Linked DNA regions of Mus musculus: all the other regions are linked to region 1. A link is a loop called in an ENCODE intact Hi-C map of the cell type or tissue named here. Cell type or tissue: heart. All regions are shown on one strand.

Region 1 (5,000 bases):
ACCCACCAACCCTGCTCTCCCAGAACTCATGTCTGCTATAGTTAGGATATGGTTTGAGCTTGTCTCCTGAGCACTCCCATGTTGAATATAATGCCCGCTGTGGGTATCAGAAGATAGAAACATCGTGTGTGGTGCTTGGGAGGTGGGCGCTTGGAGAAGTGATTAAGATTAGCCTCATTTATAATAGCCAGAAGCTGGAAAGAACCCAGATGCCCCTCAACAGAGGAATGGATACAGAAAATGTGGTACATTTACACAATGGAGTACTACTCAGCTATTAAAAACAATGAATTCATGAAATTCTTAGGCAAATGGATGGAACTAGAATATATCATCCTGAGTGAGGTAACTCAATCACAAAAGAACATACAAGGTATGCACTCACTGATAAGTGGATATTAGCCCAAAAGCTCGGAAAACCCAAGATACAATTCGTCAAACACATGAAACTCAAGAAGAAGGAAGACCAAAGTGTAGATACTTTGGTTCTTCTTAGAAAGGGGAACACAATATCCATGGGAAGAAATACAGAGACAAAGTGTGGAGCAGAGACTGAAGGAATGACCATCCAGAGCCTGCCCCACCTGGGGATCCATCCCACATACAGTTACCAAACCCATTGTGGATGCCAACAAGATCTTACTGATAGGAGCCTGATATAGCTGTCTCCCGAGAGGCTCTGTTAGTGCCTGACAAATACAGAGGTGGATGCTTGCAGCCAACCATTGGAATGAGCACAGGGTTCCCAATGGAGGAGCTAGAGAAAGGACCCAAGGATCTGAAGGGGTTTGCAGCCCTATAGGAGGAAAAATATGAAGCAACCAGACTAAACCACCAACCAAAGAGTAGTCATGGAGGGGCTCATGGCTACAGATGCATATGTAGCAGAAGATGGCCTTGTTGGACATGAATAGGAGGAGAGGCCATTGGTCCTGAGGAGGCTTGATGTCCCAGTGTAGGGGAATAACAGGACTGGGAAGCGGGAGTGGGTGGGTTGGTGAGCAGGGGGAGGGGGGCATGATAGGGTTTTCGGAGGGGAAACAAGAAAAGGGGATAACATTTGAGATGCAAATAAAGAAAATATCTAATAAAAACAAAACAAAACAAAACAAAACCAAGATTACACAAGATTCTCAGGATGGGGACCCCTGACTGAATACGAGAATATCATCATCATGGCCACTAGGTGGCGGGCATGCCTCTGTTCTTAAGGACTATGACTCCAGTGCTTGTGGCTTTCCCAGGTTGCTGCTGTACTTCATAAATTAGCTCAGCAGCTCTGAAATCTGGGAGGAGACCCAGCCTTCAGCTCTGTGAAATACTGTTCTGGTGGGAAATCAGCAGTGGCAAAAAACATGGCTCCAATGACCATAGCCTTCTGGTGGCTCTACTTCTGCCTCCATTTTAAAAGACAGAAGCCAGAAGAGATGCACATGTGCTCCCAGTTTTTGTTTGGTTCGTTGGTTGCTTGGTTTTGGTTTGTTCTGTGATGCCTTACAATTCCTGGGAAGGCTATTTCAGATGCCCAGCCTTGATCCTGGAGAATTCATAGTTATCCAGCCGTCATTTATCATAATATAAATGGACATAGTCCTTTTCACATACAGAATATATATTCATTCCATGTCACCCAACTTTATTTTAGTATTACCAAGATCATATATGAATTTCAAAATATTATTCTTAGGGAGCTTGTGAAATAGAACAATCTATTTTCTTCCACAATAAAACAGGTCCAGTTTAAGAGTATTTCCTTTTTAAAAAGTCAGTGACAGGCAAGGAAAGAGTGGCGGGTCCTACAAACTTCTAAAGCTCAACATTACAAGCACTATGACAGGCTTGAGAATACCCCATCACACCTCCCTGGTCCTCATCTGGCACACACTCAGGGAGGTCAGGGTAGTTGGTTGTGCACGACTCTGGTAGACCTCATTCCCATGACCACTAGGTGGCGCACGCAGACCTCTTACAGGCTGAGTTCTTCCCTGTGTGCTGTGGCTTTCCCAGGCTGCAGTTGTACTAAATCATTCTCCATCCACCTCCCGACTCCCCAACAGGAATATTGGAAGAGCACTGCCTTTAGTTCTGGGAAACACCTTCATGGAGGGAACTTTGCAGTGGCACAACCCCTGGCTCCAATAGCAATGGTTCTGTGGTGGATCCACCTCTGCAGCCAGCCCTTCTCTGCCTAGTGCCTCCCTTGAAATCTGTGGCATTGTGGAACATTACTATTGTATATTTTCGGAGCACGGATTGCTATGAACAACTGAAGTCATGAAGAGGGAGACTCCTGTACTCAGTGATATTTGCTGCCCCACCCTTGAGAGCAGAAGTGATTTACTACAGGCTAAGGCCTGTCCTGATCTTCACACGTGCTGCCTATTCAGTGCTCTGGATTCTCACAGATACCACGAGAGCCTTTGCTTTATACTTTGAAAGCATTTTGAATTATCTTGCTCTCCTCTCACTCAGTTTAGAAACTGTCTTGGGGTGACTTGTGACACATTAAATTGATAAGGAATTATAAATCTCACAATCATGTTTTACTAAATAGTGAAATGTGATTAATTTTTAAACTTTTTTGATTTCTAATCAATTTCTTCCTTCCTTCCTTCCTTCCTTCCTTCCTTCCTTCCTTCCTTCCTTCCTTTCTTTCTTTCTTTCTTTCTTTCTTTCTTTCTTTTTCATTTTACTTTCTGCTCACTGCCCCCTCCCAGTCTTAAACTTTATTTATTTATTTATTTATTTATTTTTGAGACAGAGTCTCTATGGCTGTCCTGCAACTACATCTGTAGAACAGGCTAGCCTCTAAATCTCATTTTTAAACTTTTAAACTTAGCCTCTATAGTGCATTTCATTATTCCATTTTCACACATGTATATCATCCTACATAGCACAGATCAACCCCCACTTTACTGTCTCTTGTCCCCATTCCATGGGAACATGGGTCCTCCTCCCCAATAGTCACACTTTTATATCTTTAAAAAAAAACTCTGGGTTCCACATTCAAGGATTTGTGAAGGGGCTTTAGCTGGCCTGACAATGGCAAACATGAATCAGGCCTTGCTCTTCGCCCCCATTTCCTGTCCTTGCTAGAAATGGTTAGACTGCATTTCTAAAGCTAGCCATCAAGGTCAATTTCCTTATTTGGCCAAAATTAAACAGCTCATCCTAACCTGGGATTTCCCCTTTGACCTTTGTAAGGCGTCATCTGCCTGTGGGCCACGTCTGTCTCCTTTCTATCCAGAGGCAGTCCTTTGTCCGCCTTCCCCTTGTTCCTTTCCCACTCTTCCTAGTCCTCTAGCTCCTGTCTTTGTCTCTTGTTCCCTGGTCTGTGTTCCACTGGGCTAATCTGCTCTGTGTAGAGAGTGTGGTCTTGGGGGTCTTGAGCTGACTCTGAGGGTACCTACAGTTTGTCCTTCTGAGACTGGTTTGTTTCATTAACATGATGATGTCCAGTTCTATTCCCTGTTGTGCAAAAGACATAATTTCATTCTTGGTAGCTGAGTAAAAACACTCACTATTGTGCATAAAAACACCATGAAAAGTGACTGTACAGGCAAGTTATTTCCATGATTGTACCTCTGGATAATAATTTTTAACTTTATGACACATTATACAATTGTTGGTGAGTGTGCAAGCATGTGGGCACACCTAGTGTGTTCACCACATACCATGATCATGACAAGGTCAGAGGACACTTTGCTGAAGTGGATTCTTTCCTTCTACCATGTGGGTCTAGGGGATTGATCCCAGGTTGCCAGTCTTGGTGACAGGATTTTTTACCTACTGAACCATTCCACTGGCTTTCAAAGCCCAGCTTTGACTCCTCAGGGTAAACTGAGGCAGGCAGCAAGATGTGGAGTAGGTGATTGGGGTCAGTGCTGAGAGCATCTGGCAAGAGTTAGCACTAAGAGGGACTGATGAGGGTCAGTCCAGATAGTGACCCACAGGGGCTGCTGCCTCTGTCAGCCAGCATTAGAGAAATTACTCAACAGACGATACAATTCTCTGAGGAGCAAAGCTTGATTCACTGAGTGTAGTGGCTTGAATATGTTTGGACTAGGAAGTGGCACTATTTGGAGTTGTAGCTTTGGAGTAAGTGTGTCACTGTGGGTGTGGGCTTTAAGACCCTCCTCCTAGCTGTCTGAAAGTCAGTATTTACCTAGCAGCTTTCAGATGAAGATGTAGAACTCTCAGCTCCTCCTGTACCATGCTTGCTCCCACCTTGATGATAATGGACTGAACCTCTGAACCTGTAAGACAGCCCCAATTAAATGCTATCTTTGTAAAAGTTGCCTTGGTTATGCTGTCTCTTCACATAAGCAAAATTCTGACTAAGATACTAGAACTGGTACTCCCAGTGTCCAGCAAAAAATTCTGAACCCTTTTAACTCTTAGTGGCCAGAGAGATAAAAAAGGAAAGAGAGAAAATTTAGACACACACACACACACACACTGAGTAGATGAAGCAAAAGGCAGACTCCAATAACTTCATACATGCAAATGCATATGTACATATATACATGCACATATACATGCATACATATAGACCTGCAGACAGACAGAAATATATACATTCACACATAGAATGGACACTAAGTTTCCAACATGCTAGTTTCAAGCATTTCCCACTAACACACACGCATACACATACACACACACATATATACACATATGAACATATATACATATACACATATACACACATAATCATGTGCACACACACACACACACACACACACACACACACACACACACACACACACACCTGGAAGGTGGATGGAACAACTTTCCAACACATACCTACACAAGCTCTACATACATACATACATACATACATACATACATATATACATATTAGATGGATGGAACAAAGTTCCAACAGCTTTATTTTTTTCTCTTACAGCTTATATATCAAAAAGTTTTCAAGCAGTATAAAACTGCAATGTGATTATGTTCTAGTTTTCTTCTAGTGAATGACGTGGAAAAAAAAGTAT
Region 2 (5,000 bases), 61 kb after region 1:
GAAGCTGAGACCTGGAAGTAAAGTAAATAAACTAATTAATTACCGAAAGAAACGATGATCGTGTTAAAAAGCAAGCTTTGATGCTGAAGGTCACACAGTACTCAATGCCAAAGAGCAACCCAAGAAGATATATCTGGTGTTGTCCTGCTGCTGATTGGTTCAGACTGGAATGTGACTTTTAGAAGAATAAAGAGCTGGCAGCAGAGCTTAGGCAGAAGAACTGGTTGATAATTCCTGCAGCTGGAGAGAAGGCAGACACAGAGAGACACAGATAGACAGAAGGAAGACAAGGGAGACAGGAGAGAGCTGGGAAGTGAGAGTCACACAAAGAGACACAGTTGGCAGAGAAGTTCCTTTACTTTAGAGGCTAGCTCTGAGTCTGCCTTGGCAAAAGAGCAATGGCCTTAAGCTATATAGATGTCACTGTGTCCTAATTAAACCTCAAGCTGAATCCACTAATGGACCACAATAGATATGCATGTGTGTGCTGTATGTGAATGTATATGTGTGTGAATGATTGTATATGTGCGAAAGCACATTGTCTACAGTGTGTTGATTATAATTTCCTTGAAATTCTTCACACACTTTTCTCCCTCTTACTTAATTCCCTCACAGAGGCAGTCAACGGGATTGTGTAGTCAAGCTTTGTCAGTGTACCCTACTCCATATGTGAAACAGGGACTTCAAGTGGGTCTTTCCTTTACAAAACAGCAGTTGGGTCCATGTTAGATGAAAATACTAAAGTCAAATGCCTGTGTCATGTCTGTGCACATACATACCACATTGTTATCTGACCTTACTCTGGCCACCCCTACCTCTCTGGTCCATCATGTTGCAGGCCTGTAACCCCTGCACTTGGAAGATAGAGGCAGGTAGATCAGAGGCGCAAGGTCATAATCAGCTACAAAGCACATTTTAAATTCATCTAGCAATACTTGAGACTATCCTGAGCTCTATAAGTCTGTCTCAACTCATACACAGACAAAGACACGCCCCCTCACACACACACACATGGTGGTGGTGGTGGGGAGAGACAGAGAAAACAGAGAGGGAGATAGGTCTTAAAACCAAAAAACAAACAAACAAAAAAAAAAACAAAAAAAAAAACAAAAAACAAAAAAAACTAACCAACCAACCAACCAAAACATTCTGGGAAATAGACAAGAAAAGATATTCTCTTCTTAACTTTCTAAGAGATTGTAATATGGAAACCATTACTAACAATCATCAGGATCAACAATGGGGTAGTGTAATGGGAGACAGAGATTGAGGCTCAGTTCTTGGCACAGTATGAACATCATGTAATCTACAGCCAAAGAGCAGGCAGGTGATGGTAGGTTAAAAAAAAATACTAGGAGCAAACACTGCAAGTGACTGGCATTCTCACCCCTGCTGAAGACAAGCCAGGGTGATCAGATGCTGTCTGGGTGACATGGTTGCTGGTGGTCAGATATCAAGACTGATCAGGTATAGAAGAGGAAGAGTTTGGGTTGGCTAGCAGAAGAATTCTTGTAAAAGCCGGATTTTACATGTGTGCATGAGGGCTCGTGACTATCAACAGTGGAGGCAGAAAGTCAGAGTTTGAGGCCTGTATAGGCTATATAGTGAGACTTTATTTCAAAACAAGACAACAAAAATATGGATTTTTCTCAGGACGTACATACATAAGTTTGGCAAAAGACCCAGAAGACTGGCTGGAATTGGACTCTGCAGAGAATCGCCATCAGGTACCGTCCTTATGAGGATGGATTCCACAACTAACCAAACGTTCCGTGTATTTATCCTTTTAAGAATCTGGATTCACTCCAGGGTATTTTTCCATCTCAGGACTCATTTAATTGGAATGCACACACTGATACCCCAGCTGGATGACTCTGTGTGAATTAACATGGACGGGAGCTTAGCTGTATGCTAGTTATGACAACCCTTGAAATGGTTTAAAGTCAAAACATCTATCAAGATACACACAAAGGAATTCAGAGAAGCCAGAAAAGGAGATAAGAGAGAATTCTGTGCAATCTTTTTAGAGAGGTCACCCAAACATTTTAAAGTAACGACTTGTAGATCTGTGGTAGAGAACCGAAATAATGCTCCCTGTTGATGATAAACCGGAAGTTAGTTATACAGAAGAACCCTAATGTGCACAGGTACAGAGGCTATGTGCCCTGTAGTTTGAAAAAGGGTGGGCCAGAAGGATAAGCCAGAGCAATAAAGCTGCACTGGAAAGAATGCAGAGGCTAAATGAAGCATTCCTTTGTGTTTCTGTATGTCAAGAGTCACATCTCACAGCTGGTGTGGTGGCCTGGTCTGTTATGACACCTAGAAAGGCCAGTGTGGTGCTGAACATTCTATAAGGTGCTACAGCTTAGACACAGCCGAGACACACCTAACTCAAATGTCAGAAAGGTCAATGTTGGGGATCCTTGTCCTGGTGTGAGAGTGAAGAAGGCAGAAAAGAATCTGAGGTCTCCAGAGCTGACCAGTCTCTTAAACCTGGCCAGCATTCTCTCCACCGGGTCTTTTTGCTCGATAGGAGAGATGTGAGATGTTAGAGTTTTTCTGCCATTTATATAAAATGTCAGTACCTGAGGGCTGGGACAGTAGTGGAGTCTTGGACACAGTAATTACAAGGGAGGCTTCTGTGGTTTTCTGTGCATACTCGGCAAAAACTTGGACCCTGGTTATAACCCTGAAAGGAACTCCCAACATTTCTGTTTAATGCTGTCTCATTTATTCCCATTGAGAGTTAGCACATTTTAGTCATTGAGGCCATAACACTCATGTAGTGTGGAACACACCCTCCCACAGAGGGAGGAAGACAGGGAGAGAGGAGGAGGGGGAAAGAAGAGAAGAGGAAGAGGGGGGGGGGGGCGGGCGTTGCATGCCCCCTAGTGGACACCCTTCTAATTGCTTCATCCAAGCGGTTTGGTTAAATCCCTTGGTTTTCTGAAGTAGGTAGTCATAGCAAACAAACAGTGCTAGCGAGGATTCCTGATTTAACTAGACCAGTCTGCAGCTAGCTGCTGAACCCGACTGCAGGCAATGGTCAAAGTGCAGCGATCCTGCTTTTCCGTTTCTTTTCCTTTTCACCCGGACAGCCCACAGCCCCTCTGACACCTCCCCTGGGACTTCCTGACTCTGGGACCTCCCCACGCTGCGCCCTGCAGCTATTTGAGGCCAGAGCACAGGCTCTTCCTTCTCTAGATTCTGCTTGCTGACAGCCTGAACCTGGGGTTCCAGGTAAGCTCTGCTACGAGCTGGCTGAAGATGGTGGGGTAGGGTGCTGGGGTTGTGGGACCTGGATGGGAGGAGCTAACTTGGCGCATGGAATGGGCATGACATAAGAATCCTGCAGGGATTGGTACGAAGAGGTATCAAAACCAAGAGGGACCTAGTCTGTCCAGGGCGGCAGGCTTTGCCACCCTTGTGGCCTCTTATTGGCTGAGTGAGCCTGCGTCTTAGAGACGGGGTTGGGCTGTTCTCAGGGGGTTGCCCATACCCTTAGTGCCTTTAAGCTTGGATCAATACCCCAGGATTTGTCCAGTTTTGTCCTTTGTTTGTTTTTGTTGTTCTCTTGTTTGTTATTGTTTTATCACACTCGTGGCAATGGTGGTGGAATCCTGCAAGATTTGATGTCTGTGGGACATAGGCGAAGTTTTGATAAAGTTTGTGTGTCAGATGAAAGCTCAGGTTTTCCTCCCTTCCTTTGTTTTGTTGGTGGACCCTGAGCCTGTTCTTCTGCTTGCTCAGCCCCAGAGCCCCAGGCTTACTGTTCCTCCTTCTTACCTTGAATCCATTTTGAGAATCGGAAGTATGGAAATCTAGCATTCATGTGCTGTCAGGAAGCTAGATGAGGTTTGGCTCTTTTACACCGTTTTTAGGGTATGTGGGAAACAGCTGCTTGTGAGAGCATTGTACCTGAGGCTGCCCACTTCCTCGTGTGGTTTGTGTGTGGAGGGTCCGACTATCAAATAACATTTGTGTTAAGGTCCTGTGAGCCGTGCTGGGGCCCAGTAATGTGAATGTGGTTACAGGAAATGACTGCTGTTTGTGTTTGAGAACTACCCTGAGTATCTGTACCCACTATGGCTTCTGTTGTCACACAGAGAGGGTGTATGGTTCACACTTTGTTCCCTAAAGCATGTTCGCTTGGATCCCTGTGTCTTCTTCCATGGATTTCACACTTAGTCAACCAGACTCAGCAGATATAAACCAACAGCAGATAAAAACTACTTTGGAGAAGCTAGGTGTTCTGTAGGTAAGCCAGCATCCAAGAGACAGAGTCAGGAAGATAAGAGTGGGAGGTCAACCTGGATGACACAACGATGAGACTCCAATTCAAACGTGGCTAAACTGTTTTTCCTTTTCTGCTCTAAATAGTATGGTATAAAGGGTGGTTTATTTGGCATTTACATTGTATAGTGTAATGTAGGTTATTTATAGATGATTTGAAAAATACAGGGAGATGTAGATTGGTTATATCAAATATTATAGTATTTTATTTTTTAATTTAACTGTTTTGCATATCATGTGTGTTTCCTTGAGTGGGTATGTGTATGTACATATGTGTGTATATACGTGTGTGGTGCCTGGCATCTTTTTTTATTATGCTTTCTCCACCTTATATTTTCAGGCAGGGTCTCTCAGTGAACCCAGAGCTGGCCATTTTGGCCACCCTGGCTAGTTAGCTTGGCGTGAGAAAGTTGCTGGAGGAAGTTTCTGTGTTAGTATGGGAAGAGGAGCTCAGAAGGGGGCCACAGGTGCTGCCTTAGAGAAACAAGTCCCTCAGAGTCAGGGGTGAGTTCAGGACAAGAGAAGGAGTATAGATCTAGGGTCAAATGTCAATCAGACTTCTCAATGGCAAAGGCGATGGCTGAAAGCAGTTAAGCAAAGATTCAGATGTAAAAATCACACCCAGACTACTATAGACCCTGGTAACCTCTCAGTGGAATGTAAGGATAATGATCATATCAGAAAAACAATAAATCAAAATAACTGAT
Region 3 (5,000 bases), 100 kb after region 1:
TGGTGGCTTCTTCTCCTATGCCCTCTTCTGGTGTGTCTTTAGACAGCTACAGTGTACTTATTAAAATAAATACATAAATCTAAAAAAAAAAAAGAAATTGGTGTCATGCAATTCATTTGCAATATGATGATGACGAAGATGAAGATGATGATGCCTCAAGAAAAATGGGAAGTAATGTGAGTAGGCAGTCTTATAGAAAGGTTTTTAAAGGTTCAGTGAGCACATGAGCTTATGATTGACATCATTACTCATCAGGGAAAACTCAAAACCGTAAATGAGTAACCTTATCACACCGATTGGCTAAAATAAGAAAAGAAAAAACATGCACGGGAAGAAACTGAAACTTATAGCCTGTTGGTGGGGCATATAATACACAGAAGACCTCAAAAGCATTAGGTAGGTAGTTAGTTCTTCAGAGTATGAAATGTAGAGTTGTCATAAGACCCAGAAATTCCTTGGGCTATACCCTAGGTAACGCCAAGAGAGCATATATCTATACACAAATTTATACATAGACATTCATAGTAAAATTAATACCAGATAAAAGATAGAAACAATCTAACGCTGACTGATTGAATACAAACTTAATTTAGATAATATCTTTAACCAGACAAAGAAACAAATGTCTGACAAATATTGTCTTGAGATACTAAGGAAAGAACAAAATAGTTAAGCAGATTCAGGAAAGGAATGAAGTCCTACATTCCCGGGTCTGATTAAGACTCTTGCCAGCCCAGTTAACAGGTTCTGTGACGGTTGCTGACATGCACACAATACTCATTCTCTGCATGGATATTTCAATGAAGAAGAGTAAAACAGCAATCATGCTTACAGCCTAAGCATACAGAGTCATTCTCCTTTTCCAGATGTGAGCATGCAAATTCCTAGGACTCTTAGAAGAAAACCTATTTATAGTCCAAGAGATGCCTTGGCAGCCTTCTAACCCATGCTTTATCGTGCCTGACTATAATTCCTATGCAAGGTACCCATAAAGTCATATTTATTTAGGAAACACAAGGAAGGGAACTTAGGCATAGGGGGTTGCTGTTGTAGCTCTCTGGGATAGAAGCCCCAAGCAGCAAAAATATGGAAAATTTTGACTCCATAAAATTCTCCAAGTGAGAGAAGAATGAGAGTCCATGCCATCAAGCAGGAAGTGCACTGAGAATGATCACAATAACTTACTTAAGGGAGACGAAGTCCATGGAGAAGCGTATTGCTGTGGGACCTGTGCTCTGTAGAGTGGGTGCTGTTTTCAAGGGCAGGTCCATGTAGTAATAGACTACATCCAGAAAACCAAATTGGGGGGTGAGTGAGTAGATAAAAGGCTAGAACATTCTAGCCAAGAATAAAAAAATAAGTTGGTTCATTGTTGAATGAGATGGAGCTGGGGTGAGGAAGGAGAAGCAGAACAGAAAGGAGATACTGCGTAAATGAGGAAAATACCTAATTAAAAAAAAAAAAAGATACAAGGACAAAGAGGAAGATAGCAGTGGGCCAGCTGCTTCAGTGACGTGGGATCAGGGGGAAAGTGACCCCAAGAACAAAAGTTAAGACAGGAGGTGGTCAGACTGGCTGTTGATCAAAGGAGAGAAAATACGGTAACCTAAAGGGACAGGAGGTTGGATCTCCTCCTGCTGGTGGAGGACAGAGGGTGAGGAAGCAGATGTTGCAGGTAAGGAAGCCAAACCTTGCCTCAAGCAAGATGATCAAGAAAGCCAGGAGCTAAAGGTCCTGCAGCTGCTGTCACTTCCTGCTGGGTCAGGGGTTAGAGGAGAGTGGTGTGAGGAGATTCTTGTGGAAAATGGAGCTGAGAGGATGAGCACCTTGGAGAAGCCAAAAAGCAACACAGCAAGCTTCAGGGAAGAAGAGATTGGAGAAAAGCCATGAGCCACAAGGAGAACACGTGGGAAAGAAAGCTTTCTAGATTGAGTATACCACAGGGTTTAAAATTGAATGGACTCTCAAGGTTAGCAAAATGGGTGACTCATCCTATAGACAGGGTGAGCCTCTCCTGTGTCTGAGAAGTCTTCCTAATGTTCTTTCCTGTTTCCCACCAAGGCTTCCTATGTTGAAGTTCTACTTATGCGTTTGGCCTCGTATAGTTTCATTCTTTGTCATTTTAAAAGCTTGTCCTTAAATAACTGAACAAAGAAATACTGAATCTCTATTAACTACAAAGGAGAATGAGGTTTTCTCAGCAACTTTGTAAGATGTAGCATCTGAGAGCCACCAAAGCCACACATGAGGCTACTGCTGAGTCACTGCAGCCATGCTCGTCTTGAGAGCCCTGCATGCTTAGGTGTGTCTCATTCTCTCTTTTCCTACTTTTCTTCCCTTTCTGTATTACTTTTTAAAAATATATTTGTGTTTGCTTCTCAATAAATCCAACTCCATCTCATACGATCTCTTTCAGAAATTTCTTTCTCTGGCAAAGTCAAGAATGGTGGTTTCACTTGAGTTGAGTTTTTTTTTTTTTTTTTTTTTTTTAAACATATTCCAATGCCCACAGCTCACATCGTGTGGCAAGCCTGTCGCCTGTGCCCCGGTCACTGCCACCTTGAACACTTAAGGCTGAGCCTCAGAAACATCTGTTTAGCAAAAGACCACACACATGATTGCATACTCTGTTTAAACAAAGTGCTCATGACTGGTTAAAAAAGCCAGAAAATGGGTTAGTGTTTGCCAGGAGAGGAGGCTGGGTGTGTGGAAATGGATTTAGACACGGGGCACCCTTCACATCTACCACTTGCCACCCCGCAGGCCCAGAGTTTTATTAAAATCCCTGACATTCTCCCTTGGTGCACAGCGAAAACTCCTGCTACTTTCACTTTCTCTAAGGACCCAGTTTTTTCCCAACCCCCACTCATCCTCTTCCTGCTGTGGTCGCCAGAGCCAGAAGCAGCCTGTCTCCCCGCCCCTGAGCAGGAGCACAAAACCAGAAGTCCCTGCCTTGTACAGGCAGCTCTGAAAGCCTACTGGGAGCATCAAGGCTGCAAACGCTGGATTGAGAAGCCGCAACTGTGGTAGGTGCGGGCATCTGGCTCGGGGTGGCGCTGTGGGACCCGCAGAGGTCATGTTTACAAGGCATAGGCTGAGTCCAGGAGGGAAAACAAGACTGCTTAGTTAGGGAAAGAGACAGCTGGGAGGTAATGTCTGATGAGCTTTTTAAATGGTGACTCCTTTAGGATCTCCAGCTGGCCAATGGCAGAGATGCAGATCTTAGGGCTGGTTTCTAAGCTGTGTTGGCTCCTCCTGAGCCAGGCCTGGGGACTGCAGGATATTGGCGGCCTCTCCACTGGTATCTTTTTATGCTTTCTATCAGTCCTTACCACCTAGGCAATTTGAAAGCCTCTGTCTTCTCCCTGTGGATCTTGCAAAGTAATCCCTCTCTTACTTCCGGACCCTTTAAACATCTGGGGTCTCTGGTACAAATTTGAGCACTGCTCATTCTCATTTATAAAATAATTCACTCCATGCTGACAGTGATCATATCTTTGATAACTTTATCTGAGAAATCAAATACCCCTTTATTTGAGTATGCTTACTATTAGAGTGCCAGACATCCCCCTTACCTTCAGAGAGCTCCAGAATATGGAGTAGAAAGGACAGCAATCAGTAAGAGAAAGGTGACACTTAAGAGAAAGGTGACACTTAAGAGCAGACCTGGGGTGGGGAAGCTGCACTAGGGAAGGAGAGCAGAGGCCCTGAGGCTGTCCTGTTCCAATGAAGTTGGGAAAGGGGAGTAGTTTGAACTCAGTGACAGGGATGGGGTAGGGAATGTTCTAGGTGAAATAAACTGCACTTCAAGGACTCAGAAGCAACTTTAAAGTGACATAAGGGCAGGAATGCAGGAGAAGGGGGCAAGCTGGGTTAGATGAGAGGACTAGCCAGAGAGTAAGTCTTTGAAATAAAGCAGCCCCACCTTTCCTCCAGAGCCCTGGAAGTCATAAGGGGAGGAGCCAGAGGATCCGAGTACACTCTCAGGTTGCTGTGTCCCTCTGTCTGAGGAATGGGAAGAAGTGTGGTTTGAGTGTTCTGATGCTCCCTAGGCTATGTGATCTGCATGTTAACTCAGTAGGAAGCACTCTGAACATATGTGAGGGTTCAAAGGTGAACCCTGGAACAGTGAGAGCACAGCCATGGGATGCACAGGGACTCAGAACTGGGTTAAAGTGTCAGGAGCAGTCACTTAGTCTGGGCCAAGCTGTCCATCCATCTGGAAGATGAGTCATAATCAGTAGAAAAGCAGCCAGGGTGCCTGCAGCTGATGCAAGGTCCTCTGAGCAGCTACTGCAGGGGAATGCTCCCCAATACACAACACAGTAATAATGCTAGCTTGTCTTTGGGTCTCATTTAGCATCTCAGTGTCTTTTCTGTAGCATCTCGAAAGTGGGGAGGATACTGTCTAATTCTTCATGGGTAACACAGGAGTCTTCACAGGCAGCGTCCAGGATACAGAGTTGCTGAGTCAGGCAAGAGGACCCAATGTTCCTGGTTGTTTTCTTCTTCGTTTCCTCTTCTTCCTTCTTCAAACTCTATTGTCTTCAGAAGAGAGGCGTTGGTCTGTATGGGAGAAGGCTGAATACCACCTCTCTCTGCTGTGTTTTGTGTTTGTGCTCCTGATGATCTTGCGTTCTCCCTGTGCAGATGAGAAGAAGCTAGTTTGGTTTGCTGCAATGACCACACTTAGCTAATAACCTTAAAATTGGAAGGACTGTAATCTAGAATGAATTTTTGAAATCTAATTTAAGGTACCTATGACCTTTGAAATGACAACCAGAAACAGAGTCCCAGATTTCCCTGCCTGAGAACAATGAACCTTCAGCTCTACGTTGATTTTTATATCTCCTTTCCCTCCAGACTCTGCATCATGAATACTCTGTCTGAAGGAAATGGCACCTTTGCCATCCATCTTTTGAAGATGCTATGTCAAAGCAACCCTTCCAAAAATGTATGTTATTCTCCTGCGAGCATCTCCTCTGCTCTAGCTATGGTTC
Region 4 (5,000 bases), 990 kb after region 1:
GATGCCCCTCAACAGAGGAATGGATACAGAAAATGTGGTACATCTACACAATGGAGTACTACTCAGCTATTAAAAAGAATGAATTTATGAAATTCCTAGCCAAATGGATGGACCTGGAGGGCATCATCCTGAGTGAGGTAACACATTCACAAAGGAACTCACACAATATGTACTCACTGATAAGTGGATATTAGTCCCAAACCTAGGATACCCAAGATATAAGATACAATTTGCTAAACACATGAAACTCAAGAAGAATGAAGACGGAAGTGTGGACACTATGCCCCTCCTTAGAAGTGGGAACAAAACACCCTTGGAAGGAGGTACAGAGACAAAGTTTGGAGCTGAGATAAAAAGATGGACCATGTAGAGACTGCCATATCCGGGGATCCATCCCATAATCAGCTTCCAAATGCTGACACCATTGCATACACTAGCAAGATTATGCTGAAAGGACCCTGATATAGCTGTCTCTTGTCAGAGTATGCCTGGGCCTAGCAAACATAGAAGTGGATGCTCACAGTCGGCTATTGGATGGATCACATGGCCCCCAATGAAGGAGCTAGAGAAAGTACCCAAGAAGCTAAAGGGATCTGCAACCCTATAGGTGGAACAACATTATGAACTAACCAGTACCCCGGAGCTCTTGACTCTAGCTGCATATGTATCAAAAGATGGCCTAGGCGGCCATCACTGGAAAGAGAGGCCCATTGGACACGCAAACTTTATATGCCCCAGTACAGGGGAACGCCAGGGCCAAAAAAGGGGAGTGGGTGGGTAGGGGAGTGGGGGTGGGTGGCTATGGGGGACTTTTGGTATAGCATTGGAAATGTAAATGAGCTAAATACCTAATAAAAAATGGAAAAAAAAAAGAAAGAAAGAAAAGAAATACTTGATCAGGAAAAACTGAAGAATTTATTTAAAATAAAGCATGAAATGAAATTCATTTCCTAATAAACTGTAGGTTCAATTAAAGTTAGCCTAAAGATCTGAGGTCTGGTTAATGATCCAGAATGTGATGTAATTAATTTCTCTTGTCATCCTAGGAGCATAGGCACCAGGTGATGGGGGGAGGAGGGAGGAAGAGACAGAGATGAGGGGGAAAAGTAATATGGTTACAAAAACATATTCCAGTAACATGTCCCAGATTGTGTTTATCCCATCAAACCAGAAGTAAATTTCACTCAGTGCTTCAGTGTTTATTGAGCACCAACCATAAGTCAGGCACTCATTAGACAGCTCTCTGCCCTCAGCTGTTTTTCCAACAGGATAAGAAAGGTTATTTTCCCTCTTTGTAGGAACCAACACGAGGTGTGGTCCTCTTGAAGGAGGCAGGAAACACAAGACAGCACTTCTGAGAAGACACACTGAAACGACCGGACTGTGCACAAGGAATGGGCTGCATTCTGGGCCAGAAGGAGACTCATAAACCACATCTGGAGTTTAGATTTTCTTATGTTCAAACTTCTATGAAACACCACTGCAGAGCTCTGCCATCAGGTTTGGCCTCAACATCTGCCAGTGACAGGATAGCCCTTGACAGAAGCAGGGCCAGGACTGAAACCATATACCCTGCAGCCATCATTGGCAACATGCAAAAGGAGAAGGGAAGAGAACCTCCTCACAGCTGAGAGAGGGTCCTGCCTGAAGGGCTGCCCAGAGACACTAGAAGCACAGGCTACATGAGGAACCTCCTTATGTTTTAGAAACCAGTGTGAACAGAGGACCTTGCCCAGGAGTCTCCTTAGTTACTGCACTGTGGTTACCTTGCTGACTTTGAATGGCATCTCCCTGGTGTCCTCTTTGTTAAACTGCTTCTCCCACTTTCCTTTGAAGTAGACAGCATTCACGAGGATCAGTGGAGTGTTTGAATGTATTGTACCTGGAGATAGCAACTCTTTGATTTTATCTGAAAGAGGGAAGATTTTTAAAATTAATTAAAGACTTGTGGTTTGGATGAGAATGGACCCCCATTGGATCATATATTTGCATGTTCAGTCCTCAATTGAACTATTTGGGAAGAATTAGTAGGAACAGCCTTGGTGGAGGAGGTGTGTTGTGGAGGTAGTCTTTAAGATTTCAAAAACCGACAGCAGGCCCAGTCTCTCTAACTGCCTGCTGCCTGTGTAGATCAGGATGTAAAACTTCCAGCCACTGCTCCACCACCATGTCTATCTGCTTCCTACCATGATGATCATGAAATAACCCTCCTAAAACTGTAGGCAAGCCCCCAGTTTGACGCATTCTTTCATAAGAGTTGCCTTGGTCAGGGTGTCTCTTCATAGCAATAGAACAGTAACAAAGCTAACCCAATTACCTAACAAAAGTGGCTGATATGTGCAAAGGGCTGACAGGCAAATGGCGCCACCTGCTGCTCTGGTCAGAACCTTACATAGGAGATTTCTCTTGATATAAAAGGACCACATATCCCTAAAAGCAACAACCCTGACACCAACATCTAAGATGTCAGATCAAAGGGCAGCCTGATCTACAGACTGAATTCCAGAACATCCCAGCACTACACAGAGAAACCCTGTCTCAAAAATTTTTTCAAAAGCTTTCTGATTCCTGATTTAGAGCTAGCAATGCAGACCAACTTTAGAATACTTTGCTTTGCCTAGCATATTCAAGTCCTTAGGTTCAACACCAGGCATGTCAAAAGAACTCCTGATTTAATGAAGAAAAGTCATTATTGTTTGAAGCTCTTGCAAAGGTACTAATAATATGATTATTAGCAATAGACTACAAAGCCAGGAATGATGGCACATATCTTTAATCCTAGCACTTGAATGGCAGGGGAAGGTGGATCTCTGATTTCTAGTCCACCTTGGTCTAAATAGTGAGTTATAACACAGTAAGAGCTATAGAGTGAGGACCTGTCTCCAAAAACAAAAATAAAAATATTAGAAACAGACAGATAACCTGGCAGGTGAAGGTGCTTGCTACCAAACCTAAAGAACTGAGTAGAATCCCAGGACAACACTGGCAGAAAGAAAAAACCAAATCTGTGAGTGATTTTAACTGCAGGTGTGCACAGACAAACATAGACACACAACAAACAAATAAACAAACAAGCCCACATAAATGTACCACTTTTTCAATATAAGCCAACTGATTGACATGGATGGGGTAAATATAGCTCAGTGGCAGAGGAGATCCTGCTCAGGATTCCCAGGGCATGCAGTCAAATCCTAGCACTGAACACAAACAAAACAGAGAAACTTTGTTCACCTTCTGTCTTTTTGGCTACCCAGGTGTTGATGTGCTGTCGGGACTGCTCTGTAGCACCCTTAAAGTCCAGCTCTTCCATCTCTGCTTCATAGAACTTGTGGCAGGAATCTTTAAAAGACTGAGACAGAACAACAAAATTATACAGCCATGCAAGTGATTAGCACCAGCAGCCTCTTTGCCAATGCCCAAAAGCAGATAATCAAAATTTAATCCTGTATGATATGACTTGTAAACAAACATACAGAAAGAGTATAAAATCCATCCTTCCTGTTTCCAGCTGTCTAGCATTATGCTTAGTTTATGAATGACATAAGATGCTGATTGGTTTATAATAGCCAGAAGCTGGAAAGAACGCAGATGTCCCTCAATAGAAAAATGGATACAGAAAATGTGGTACATTTACACAATGGAGTACTACTCAGCTATTAAAAACAATGAATTCACGAAAGTCTTAGGCAAATGGATGCATCTGGAGGATATCATCCTGAGTGAGGTAACCCAATCACAAAAGAACACACATGATATGCACTCACTGATAAGTGGACATTAGCCCCGAAACTTAGAATACCCAAGATACAATTTGCAAAACACATGAAATTCAAGAAGAAGGAAGACCAAAGTGTGGATACTTCATTCCCCCTTAGAATGGGGAACAAAATACCCATGGAGGGAATTACAGAGAAAAGTTTGGAGCTGAGATAGAAGGAAGGGCCATCCAGAGACTGCCCCACCCGGGGATCCATCCCATAAACAGCCACCAAACCCAGACACTATTGCATATGCCAGAAAGATTTTGCTGACAGGACCCTGATATATCTGTCTCTTGTGAGGTTATGCCAGTGCCTGGCAAATACAGAAGTGGATGCTCACAGCCATCCATTGGGTGAAACACAGGGCCCCCAATGGAGGAGCCAGAGAAAGTATCTAAGGAACTGAAAGGGTCTGCAACCCTATAGGTGGAACAACAATATGAACTAACCAGTAACCCCAGAGCTTGTGTCTCTAGCTGCATATGTAGCAGAAGATGGCCTAGTCAGCCATCATTGGGAGGAAAGGCCCTTAGTCTTGCAATTATATCCCCCAGTATAGGGGAAGGCCAGGGCCAGGAAGTGGGAGTGGGTAGGTTGGGGAAGAGGCAGGGGGACGGTATAGGGGAATTTTGGAATAGCATTTGAAATGTAAATGAAGAAAATATCCAATAATAAAATAAATAGGAGAAAAAAAAAAGATGAGAACCACTAAAGTGCACCATGAACAACTGGATCTCTGAGGCAGTAGCTGAAGCTCAGGGAGGTAATCGGGAGTACCCTCAGATGCAGTATCACACTGCTGTCACTCTAAGAGGCCACCTCACTGGCTATGACACCTCTGCATTGTGCACAGGCTGGACCTTTTACTACAGTTTGCTATGCCAAAAGAAATGCAAATTTGCACCATTCAGAATAGTGTCACCTATAGAGACAGACACCAGAGATGTGGCTATGGAAGCTATGAGATTGAATATCCATTTTATTTTATTGTACTTCCTGATATGAAATTTGAGTAGTTATATGTCTACGGCCACCATGTCAGGAAGCTCAGTTTCAGGCAGTGAGCAGTTTGCAAAAGCACAACCCATGGTGGCGTGTGGTCCAGTGGCTCATTGCAGTAGTGAAGGACAGGCCTCACATTCACAGGGCCTTAAAGGGAACTAATCATGAGCACGAGGCAAACAAAAGAAAAATCTACTTTCTTATATAGTGTATGAAATGACAGTGACATTGATAACG
Region 5 (5,000 bases), 180 kb after region 1:
TGCCCCTACTTCCCCAAGTGGGGACCCGTGGCCTGAGTAGGAACTGAAATCAACCTGCTCTTTCCTCTCCAAGTTGCTTTCGTCATGGCATGTGGTTTTATCACAGCAGTAGAAACTCTGACTAAGACAGAGGGAGTGGATGGGCTGCCGCTCTCATCTCTTCTGCTTCATGAGGGCGAGCCTCATCTCCCAGAAACCTCAGCAAGCGGGCACCATCTTGGAAGCAGAGAGAAGCCTTCATTAACACAGAACTTCCCACAAGCTTTCGGTCTCAAAAAGTGAAACAATTTTGTAAGTAAACTTCTCAGTTTCACTATCGAGTTATAACACCACAAAGTAAGATATTAGCATCATGTTTTCACTGTGACTACACAACCACCCCAGCCGTGACAGTGGCTTCCACTGTGAGTGATGACAGAGACTGGAAGAGTTTGAGATTTCTATTGGGTCTTTAAGGATGACAGTGGTGATAGATCATAATAGGGAACTGTAGTGAGGGCCTCACCATGCTGAGAGAGTTCTTACTTGGCTTAGATTTGCATGTTGGCAGAAACATGGGTTGTAAAGGCACCTCCAAGTGTATCTAAGATGGAAATGAGGAACAAGGTGTGAGAAATCCAAGGAAAGACTGGCCTCTCAGAAAGTGACAGTGACCTTGGCAGAATTATGCCTGATGATTTTATGTGAAAGTAAAAAAAAATAATAATCAAAATAATCAAAATCTCTAAGCAAACTGTTGAGAATACACAATTGCTTAATGTTCAATAAAAGAAGGCAAAAAGATAAAAGACAACTTATAATGGAAAGAGAAGCCAGGTACGGAGGTACACACAAGACTGTTATCCCAGCCAAATGGGGTCTGACACAGGAAGATGGCCAGTTAGAAGCCATTTTGAACAATTTAATGCTTTCCTCAAGATATATACAGTGAAAGGTTGTCTGTGCTTAATCCTTAGTTTTTCTCTCTCTCTCCTTGCTTAGTTTTGCTCTCCTCCCCTTCTCTTTCTCTCTCTCTCTCTCTCTCTCTTTCTCCTACACCCCCCCCCCCAATACACACACAGAGGACAAGAGAAGGGTGTGTGTGGGAGGGAGAGAAACATACAGATACAGATATAGCAGAGGCAGAGCAGGGAGAAGAGAAGAGAGGGCGAAGTGAGGCAGGGAGTGCTAGTGAAATTCTCTACCATGTTAAAGAAAGAAAGTACATGCTCAGGAAAAGACTACGAAGGCTTTGCCAAAACTAGCCTTTGATCAAGAGATTCATGTGGCAAGAAGCCAGATGCTATTCATTACTGCAAGCCAGAGCAAGTCAAAGTCATCAAGGGATTATCCCAATTGCCATGCCTACCACACACCAGAATGCCTCAGACAAAAGAGTTTCAAGGAAGGGACCCAGTGTGCTGTGGGGACTCGGGATACCACAGCTGCCACATTCCAATGTGGCACTCCTTGTTTCTGCTGTCCTTCTTGAAGTCCTTGAAGTTGTTTCAAGATGTCTCAGGTCAGCTGATTGTGAGGGGGGATCTGTGTGGCACATTCTCCTGGATTTCAAGTGGACCTACCACAGAATGATCACTAATGGAGCCAGGGATTGTCATTGTGAAGTTTCCACCAGGAAGGTGTTTCACAGAAATAAAGGCAAGAAAACTGAGCCAGGGAGGGGCAGTGTGTGTGTGTGTGTGTGTGTGTGTGTGATTATTAAATATAGCTACAACCTAGGAAAGTCACAAACACTGGACTCAGTTTGTAAGAGCTGCTGCGTTTATGCACCTGGGGATGAGGTCCATCAAAGCCATGGACAATCAACTACCTTGCCCTTCCTGAGTGTGTGTCCAAGATGTGGACTAGGGAGGTGTGATGTGGGTATTCTCAAGCCTCAAGCCGTCACAGTGCTTGTAATATTGAGATTTGGAAGTTTGTAGGGCCCACCACTTTTTCCTTGCCTGTCGCTGAATTTTACAAAGAAAATTCTGTCTTAAACTGGACCTGTTTTATTTTGGAAGAAACTAGATTGTTTGGTTTCACAGGTACTCTAAGAATAATATTTTGAAATTTATATCTGATTTTGGTAATACTAGAAAGAAAGTTGAGTGGCATGGGATGAATATATACTGTATGTGAAAAGAAATATGTCCATTTATATTATTATAATAAAACACTGTGGCTGGATAACTATGAATTCTTCACGGTCATGGCTGGGCATCTGAAATAGCCTTCCTAGGAAGTGTAAGGCATCACAGAAGAAAACAAAACCAAACAACCAATCAACCAAACAGAAAAACTGGGAGAGCATGTGCATCTCTTCTGGTTTCTCTCTGTCTTAAAAAATGTAAGCAGATAAGAAGCCACCAAAAAGCTATGCCCCTTGGAGCCAGATTTTGTGCCTCTGCTGAGTTCCCACCAGGACAGTATTTCGCAGAGCTGAAGGCAGGGATTTCTCCCAGATTTCAGAGGGGTGGGGTGGGGTCGGGACTTGGAGGACAACGATGACGACTACAACTACTACAGGACAGACAAATGAGTGCCACCTAGTGGTAATGAGGATGATATTCTCTTATTCAGTCAGGGCTCCCCACCCTGAGAATCTTGTGTAATCTTAATCACTTTTCAAAGCCCCCACCTCCCAAGCACCACACACGAAGTTTCTATCTTCTGATACTTCACAGCGGGCATTATATCCAACACGGGAGTGCTCAGGAGACAAGCTCAAACCATATCCTGACTATAGCAGACATGAGTTCAAGGAGAGCAGGGCTGGTGGGCGGGATACTGCATTTTGAATGTGTTGTTTGTAAATTTCATATTGGAAGTTAATCCTCTAACAGTATTAAAATAGACATTGTGAGTTTGATTGGGACCTTATAAAAGGTGTAGTTAGACCTTATTTGATTCCACTTTCCATCTTTGAGGACACCATAACAAGTTTTTGTTTTGTTTTGTTTTTAAATTTGTGTGTGTACACAGCCATGAGTGTGCTTGCTGTGGCACTTGCACAGAGGTCAGAGGACAACTTTCAGGAGTCAGTTCTTTTTTCTACTGTGTGTAGATTCCAGGCTTCAAATCCGGGTGTTCAGGCTTAGTGGCCAGTACCTTGACCCCCTGAACCATCTCACTGTCTTCACAGGATACTATACTGAAAGCAGACAGCAAACCTGCTGGCAACTTGAACTTGAACTTCCCAGCGTGCAGAGCCTTGAGACAAATTTTTGCTGTTTAAAATCCTTCCAGACTTGGTACATTGATATTCAACACAATTGGCTTAAGTAGACAAGCACAACAGAATTCAGTTGCAGAATGAAATGATACATTAAAAGTTGGGCCCAGGTGACATACCAAGGGACTAGCAGACTCTACAGGTTAATGTCTAGCTTACCAGCAAGTCACCAGAGTGACCTCTAGTGGATGCTCCAGCCTTAACCTGTGGCTAAGGGTCCAGGATTCAGAGGTGTGGCCACTGATGGCTCTGTAAACTGCAATCAGGAGGGTGCATTGAACAGCGCTGCCAATATGGTGCCAGGAGCCTCCCGGCCTGGAGAGGGTAGAGACAGAGACACAGAGTAGGACTCTGGTGTGGCTTTAAAGACTGAGGGTCTCTGGACGGTCTAGCTCTCTAACTATACTGAAATGCTGATTCTATACTATACTAAAAGGTCCTAAAATTTTTCTTGCTCCTTCTGAGGGTAAGAAGCTGCTGGCTAGGTATTGACACCAGAAGTCTAGCAGCAGGGGATTAAGTAATGTGGCCTTTGTTCTATCTCAGCAGGAAATGCGCGGCTCTTACTTTCAGCCTGCTGGTAGAAGTAGTGCGAAGAAAAAGGTACATTTTGAAAAGTGATTATAGCATTTATTTCTAAGTTGTAAAAAATTACCTATAAAAGCTCTCTAGGAAAAAGGGGAAAAGCAGAAAGGTCCTAAGTGGGCAGGGGAAAATTTTTCTCACTCTTCTCTTTGGAGCAATAAACTTCTATTGATTTAGGAGAAGAGAATAATGTTCACAGAAGGAAGAACTTTTACATAAGCAAATATCCATAAACTCAGATACATCCATATACAGATTCACACATGCATATTTATACATTTCCATTCAAACCAGTCAGCTTGCATACATTCTCACAATTCCATACATATACACAATCCATACTTACATATGCATTTGGAGCAAAAGACCAAGCACCAGTGCAGAAAGAAGTCACGCATTCTGGATGAAAAATGAACTCCAATCTTTATTGCATAGAGGAAGTAAAAGCTTCTACCCTTTTAATGCTAAGTGAATTAAACCCAAGTTTTTAAGAAGAAAGCTTTGTTTCTTTAATAAGACTCAGCTTGCCTTGTTATTAAGAAAAGATCTGTTCTGTCCCATGGTTAGGAGAAGCCTGCCTGCCCCTCCTGCTCTCTCTGCAGCTTCTGCTCAGATCTGACTAAAACATGTTGTGTCTAGAAAGTAATCCTCAGCTCAGTTCTGACTCTTTTCTTTGTCCTAAGCACTTAAACATCTTTCAGAATCCATGATCACATGTTAAAAAGTTCACTACCACTTTGCATAAATTCACATCATAAATCGAATAAGAAGTTTACAGCAGTGAATGTTTACATGCATATCCATTAGGAGTAATTATCTGGCTTAACATTGATCACCTGTCACAGCTCCACAGGTTCACTGAAAATGAAAAATCATAACTAAGTTATTAGTGAAATTTTGTATAGATAAACACAGTCAATATTTTATCTTCTGTTCTAGCACCTAAAATAAATCATTAGTTCCCTTTTTATGACTTTTGGTTAATTGCTTTGCAACCTTTTGGAATGTGCTCTGAGTAGTAGAAAGTCTGGTTACTATCTAGAAGCAATTCACTGGGGATGCATGGGAGACTGACAGAGTTCTCATTGCAGTTTTGACTATCAGAAAAACACCTAATAGCAGCCCTACTATAAAAGACCTTAATAAATACTGATATAAATTCTTATAGGATCATCATTATGAATTAAGAAGTCATCCATTT
Region 6 (5,000 bases), 860 kb after region 1:
TGGTTAGCGAGAATTTTATTGAGTATTTTTGCATCAATATTCATAATGGCTAAGATCAAAAATTCAGGTAACAGCAGATGCTGGCGAGGATGTGAAGAAAGAGGAACACTCCTCCACTGTTGGTGGGATTGCAAGCTTGTACAACCACTCTGGAAATCAGGCTGGCGGTTTCTCAGAAAATTGGACATGGTACTACCAGAGGATCCCGCAATACCTCTCCTGGGCACATATCCAGAAAATGTTCTAACTAGTAAGAAAGAAACATGCTCCACTATGTTCATAGCAGCCTTATTTATAATAGACAGAAGCTTGAAAGAACCCAGATGCCCCTCAACAGAGGAATGGATACAAAAAATGTGGTACATTTACACAATGGAGTACTACTCAGCTACTAAAAAGAATTAATTTATGAAATTCCTAAGCAAATGGTTGGACCTGGAGGGCATTATCCCAAGTGAGGTAACCCAATCACAAAAGAACTCAAATGATATGTACTCACCGATAAGTGGATATTAGCCCAGAAACTTAGAATACCCAAGATATAAGTTACAATTTGCAAAACACATGAAACTCAAAAAGAACGAAGACCAAAGTGTGGACACTTTGCCCCTTCTTAGAATTGGGAACAAAACACCCATGGAAGGAGTTACAGAGACAAAGTTTGGGGCTGAGACAAAAGGATGGACCATCTAGAGACTGCCATATCCAGGGATCCACCCCATAATCAGCCTCCAAACACTGACACCATTGCATACACTAGCAAGACTGTGCGGATAGGACCCTGATATAGCTGTCTCTAGTGAGACTATGCTGGGGCCTAGCAAACACATAAGTGGATGCTCACAGTCAGCTATTGGATGGATCACAGGACCCCCAATGGAGGAGCTAGAGAAAATACCCAAGGAGCTAAAGGGGTCTGCAACCCTATAGGTGGAACAACATTATGAACTAACCAGTACCCCGGAGCTCTTGACTCTAGCTGTATATGTATCAAAAGATGGCCTAGTCGGCCATCACTGGAAAGAGAGGCCCACTGGACAGGCAAACTTTATATGCCCCAGTACAGGGGAACGCCAGGGCCAAAAAGTGGGAGTGGGTAGGTAGGGGGGTGGGGGGAGGGTATGGGGGACTTTTGGGATAGCATTGGAAATGTAAATGAGAAAAATACCTAATTAAAAAAAATTTAAATGATGTTTAAAAAATCACTAAAAAAAAAAAAGAAAGAAAATAAATGGAGAAGAGTAGGTAGAGAATTAAATGAAATTTTGGCAAAGCAGGGCCCACCCGATGCTGTCCCTGGGAATGTATTTACTTGTTGGAGTCTAATCCATGATTTGATAGAAAATGCAGTTGATGATCCAGAGAAACAGCAGCTTTTGTCAGTGGCAGAATATTGCCTCTGTCCCTTGTCTCAGGAAGCTTCAGAGGGCTCCCTCCCTACTAAAAAGCCTCCAAATACTGCAGACAGGCCTGAAGTCCCACAGGCTGCTCTTTAACTGCATGTCAGGGTAAGCACTTTGCCTGCCAATCCGCCACTGATCAATCCAGTCTTTAAAAAAAATCTTTGGCTGAAGGCCCTTTAATTTCTGGAGACTCAGACACTTTAGAGGAAGAGGTAGTCTGCCCCATAAACCCAAGCGACTGCTGTGAGCTTCAGTCCCTCCTTGCAACCCTCTGCTCTATTTGCCACTGATCTGTGCTCCTATGCTGTGGCCCCAGGCTCTGCAGGTTCCTACTCTCATTGATACTAAAGACAACCTAGAGTCTCAGGTAGCAGGATTACAAGAAGATCTAGAGCTCCAGCAGCAGTATGCCCGCCTTTCTACAGAGCTTGCCTCACTCCAAAATTCTTTAAAAGAAGATAGAGTTTTAAAGTTTTATAATACCTTGTCTTTGAGAATTAAAAAATTTTTGACAAAACCACTTAAATACTGGACTGTTATAGTCGGTTTTAATATAACATGGACAGTGACTAATTACACTTTCAATTGTTTCTCTTGAAGAGAGATTGTAACTAGAATGTTTGAAAGGTTATTATAGTCACATGTGTATAATTTATATATTTATTAATCAGAAATAAGAGAAAGTCTTTAAGTTGTCTCTGTAAATAACTATCTTCTAGGGAAAACCAGTTTGATCAGTAAGTCTAAAACCCAAATAATTATAAGGATCCTCCTCCAGCCGCAGCTTCTTCAGGCAGCGTAAAAAAAAAAAAAAAAAAAAAAGCTCCGCGAGCCGTAAAAACCAAAACATTGGCTTTCCCAGTAATCACTCGCTCCAGGAGAGCTGCTAGCTGTGACCTGCCCACTTCTACAGGGGAGGAACAGCCCCCCAGTCACCCATGCCGAATCTGCTTCTGCAGAAATTGGGCCTTTAGAAGCGCCCCAGGCAGATCTCTCTGAGGACACTAACAGCGAGGGCAGGGAAGATTTTGAGAGTGATAACAAAGTATAACTTGAGCCAGAAGAGCAAGTATCTGTCCCTATCCAACAGAGTTCCACAGACTACGTTTCAAGGACTTAAAAGAGCTTAACTCTGCGGTTAGAACTTATGGCCCGTCTGCCCCTTACTCACTTTCGCTCCTAGAGGCTCTCCCAGGAGGTGGATATATGCTCCCTAGTGAGTGGATCAAAGTGATCCAAACTGTGTTGACTCTCTCAGGCAATTTCTCTCATGGAAAGCAGATTTCCTAGATTAGTGCCAGACCATTGCAATGGCTAATCAGAAAAACCCTCGAGTGCCATCTACTGGCTGGACCTTTGAAAAGCTTTCTGGTCAGGGAAAATATGCGGCAGAGGCCAGGCAGAAACATTTCCCAGTGGGTCTTTTGGCTCTGGGAGCTTGGCGCGCTATTCCTATGAAAGAATCCGTTATTACTCCCTTTAACTAAAATTATTCAAGGAGCCCAGGAGGACTATAGTGAATTTGTGAGTCATTTGCTTGAGACGGCAGAGAGGACCTTGGGTCATGAGGATGCAGACAATAAACTTGTAAAACAACTGGCTTTTGAGAATGCTAATTCGGCATGTAAGGCAGTCTTGCACTGTAAGATTAGGGACAAGGATCTTAATGAGATGATTCATCTTTGTTGTGATGTTGATATGTTCACTCACAAGATGTCCCAGGCAGTCAATCTTGCAATTGGTGCGGCTCTTCAGCCTGTTATGGCAATAGGCGTGGCTCTTCAGCAAGCCGGCCCCCCAGAAAAGTTGTTTTAAGTGTGGCCAGCCTGGACACTTCACACGACAGTGTCCCACTGTGCCTTTCCTTAATGGTGCTCCAGCGCAAACTACTGACCATTCTTTTTGGCCTACACGGCCCAAGTTTCTTTGTCCACGCTGCAAAAAACGGCAAACATTGGGTAAACACCTGCCAAGCTCACACAGATGCTTCTGGGAATCCCCTGCCTCCTGTTCAGGGAAATGGATATGGGGGACAGCCCCGAGTCCCCAAAACCATCCCCTTTCTTCCGACCACGGGGTACAGCCAGCCACAAATCAGCCACTGGTCTCTCCAGAGCCACTACAGGTAGGGCATGATTGGACTTGTGTTCTGCCGCCTACACAGTTTTAACACCCAAGGATGACGTTTACGTCCTCCCTGAGGGGGTCTATGGGCCAATACTTATTTTCTAATATTAGGGTGTGCTTCTGCCAGTTTAAAAGGACTTACTGTCCATCCCTCATTAGTAGATAATGACTACACTGGAGAAATTAAAATTTTAGTTAGTGCCTCTCAAGAACCAATATCTATATTCAAAGGGCAACGTTTAGCACAAGCCTTGCCTCTACCCTTAGACACTTCCTATCCAGCAAAGGGCACATGTCATGGCTCCTCGCAGCCAGGGTCATCAGACCTTTATTGGGTTCAAGCAATTACCAAAGACCACCCGACACTCTGCCTTAAGATAAACGGCAAGAGCTTTGAGGGCCTTTTAGACCCAGGTGCAGATTCCACTATGATTTCACAAAGTGCCTGGACTGGTGCCTGGCCGGTAAAGGCCTCTTTTACTCATTTACAGGGAATTGGACAATCTAAAAATACCTATGGTCACTTGATCTTTGACAAGTGGAAAAAAGACAGCATTTTCAACAAACGGTGCTGGCACAACTGGTGATAATCATGTAGAAAAATGTGAATTAATCCATTCTTATCACCTTGTACAAAGCTCAAGTCTAAGTGGATCAAAGAACTCCACATAAAACCAGAGACAATGAAACTTATAGAAGAGAAAGTGGGGGAAACCCTTGAAGATATGGGCACAGGGAAAAATTTCCTGAACAAAACAGCAATGGCTTGAGCTGTAAGATCAAGAATCAACAGATGGGACCTCATAAAATTGCAAAGCTTCTGTAGGGCAAAAGATACTGTCAATAAGATAAAAAGGCCACCAACAGATTGGGAAAGAATTTTTACCAATCCTAAATCTGATAGGGGACTAATATTCAATATATACAAAGACCTCAAGAAGCTGGACTCCAGAAATTCAAATAACCCCATTAAAAATGGGGTGCAGAGCTAAACAAAGAATTCTCAACTGAGAAATACCAGAGGGCTGAGAAGCACTTGAAAAAATGTTCAACATTCTTAATCATCAGGGAAATGCAAATCAAAACAACCCTGAGATTCCATTCACACCAGTCAGAATGGCTAGGATCAAAAATTCAGGTGACATCAGATGCTGGCGAGGATGTGGAGAAAGAGGAACACTCCTCCATTGTTGGTGGGATTGCAAGCTTGTACAACCACTCTGGAAATCAGTCTGGCGGTTCCTCAGAAAACTGGACATAGTACTACTACTAGATCCAGCAATACGTCTCCTGGGCATATACCCAGAAGATGTTCCAACTGGTAATAAGGACACATGCTCCACTATGTTCATAGCAGCCTTATTTATAATATCCAGAAGCTGGAAAGAACCCTAATGTCCCTCAACAGAAGAACAGATACAGAAAAGGTGGTACATTTACACAATGCAGTACTACTCAGCTATTAAAAAC

The links. Hi-C counts contacts between places; a loop is a spot of excess contacts. Peaks named below come from ENCODE experiments on the same cell type or tissue, not always from the same donor. Only the 100,000 strongest peaks of a DNase experiment are listed, where the experiment ranks them.
Region 2: it touches region 1 in a loop (5-fold over the local background); 24 of 42 quality-filtered maps call a loop at or near these places.
Region 3: it touches region 1 in a loop (9-fold over the local background); 11 of 42 quality-filtered maps call a loop at or near these places.
Region 4: it touches region 1 in a loop (10-fold over the local background); 8 of 42 quality-filtered maps call a loop at or near these places.
Region 5: it touches region 1 in a loop (4-fold over the local background); 40 of 42 quality-filtered maps call a loop at or near these places.
Region 6: a loop joins it to region 1, with 24 times the contacts of the local background. A loop is called at or near these places in 12 of 42 quality-filtered maps.

What each region holds. Positions count from the first base shown.
Region 1 is chr13:32,901,462-32,906,461 of GRCm38, forward strand. It overlaps a transcript of Serpinb1c not described here. Among named protein-coding and RNA genes, the nearest start is that of Serpinb1c, 5.8 kb to the left of the region's middle. In heart, CTCF peaks have their summits at 1,180 (motif pointing right) and 1,951 (motif pointing right); DNase peaks (open chromatin) are centred at 1,270 and 1,950; H3K27ac peaks cover 839 bases.
Region 2 is chr13:32,962,304-32,967,303 of GRCm38, forward strand. It overlaps Serpinb6b (serine (or cysteine) peptidase inhibitor, clade B, member 6b), which reads left to right and starts at 2,958. Exons shown (of 7, transcript NM_011454.2): 1 at 2,958-3,240. In heart, a CTCF peak has its summit at 2,926 (motif pointing left); a DNase peak (open chromatin) is centred at 3,268; H3K4me3 peaks cover 1,189 bases; H3K27ac peaks cover 3,701 bases.
Region 3 is chr13:33,001,670-33,006,669 of GRCm38, forward strand. Serpinb9 (serine (or cysteine) peptidase inhibitor, clade B, member 9) reads left to right here and starts at 2,872. Exons shown (of 7, transcript NM_009256.3): 1 at 2,872-3,026; 2 at 4,864-5,000. The coding sequence starts at 4,874. Gm36181 (a long non-coding RNA gene) reads right to left here and starts at 4,138. Exons shown (of 3, transcript XR_382177.2): 1 at 3,926-4,138; 2 at 1,186-1,282. In heart, CTCF peaks have their summits at 3,052 and 3,254; DNase peaks (open chromatin) are centred at 2,982 and 4,032; H3K4me3 peaks cover 1,029 bases; H3K27ac peaks cover 2,369 bases.
Region 4 is chr13:33,892,038-33,897,037 of GRCm38, forward strand. Serpinb6c (serine (or cysteine) peptidase inhibitor, clade B, member 6c) reads right to left here. Exons shown (of 7, transcript NM_001382852.1): 4 at 3,232-3,349; 5 at 1,767-1,909. Among named protein-coding and RNA genes, the nearest start is that of Serpinb6c, 11 kb to the right of the region's middle. In heart, a CTCF peak has its summit at 2,385 (motif pointing left); no DNase peak of the experiment used is centred here.
Region 5 is chr13:33,077,122-33,082,121 of GRCm38, forward strand. It overlaps a transcript of Serpinb1b not described here. Among named protein-coding and RNA genes, the nearest start is that of Serpinb1b, 4.5 kb to the right of the region's middle. In heart, CTCF peaks have their summits at 2,547 (motif pointing left), 2,747 and 3,406 (motif pointing left); a DNase peak (open chromatin) is centred at 50; H3K4me3 peaks cover 232 bases; H3K27ac peaks cover 222 bases.
Region 6 is chr13:33,760,240-33,765,239 of GRCm38, forward strand. No RefSeq gene overlaps it. Among named protein-coding and RNA genes, the nearest start is that of Serpinb6e, 81 kb to the right of the region's middle. In heart, a CTCF peak has its summit at 2,744 (motif pointing left); no DNase peak of the experiment used is centred here; H3K4me3 peaks cover 484 bases.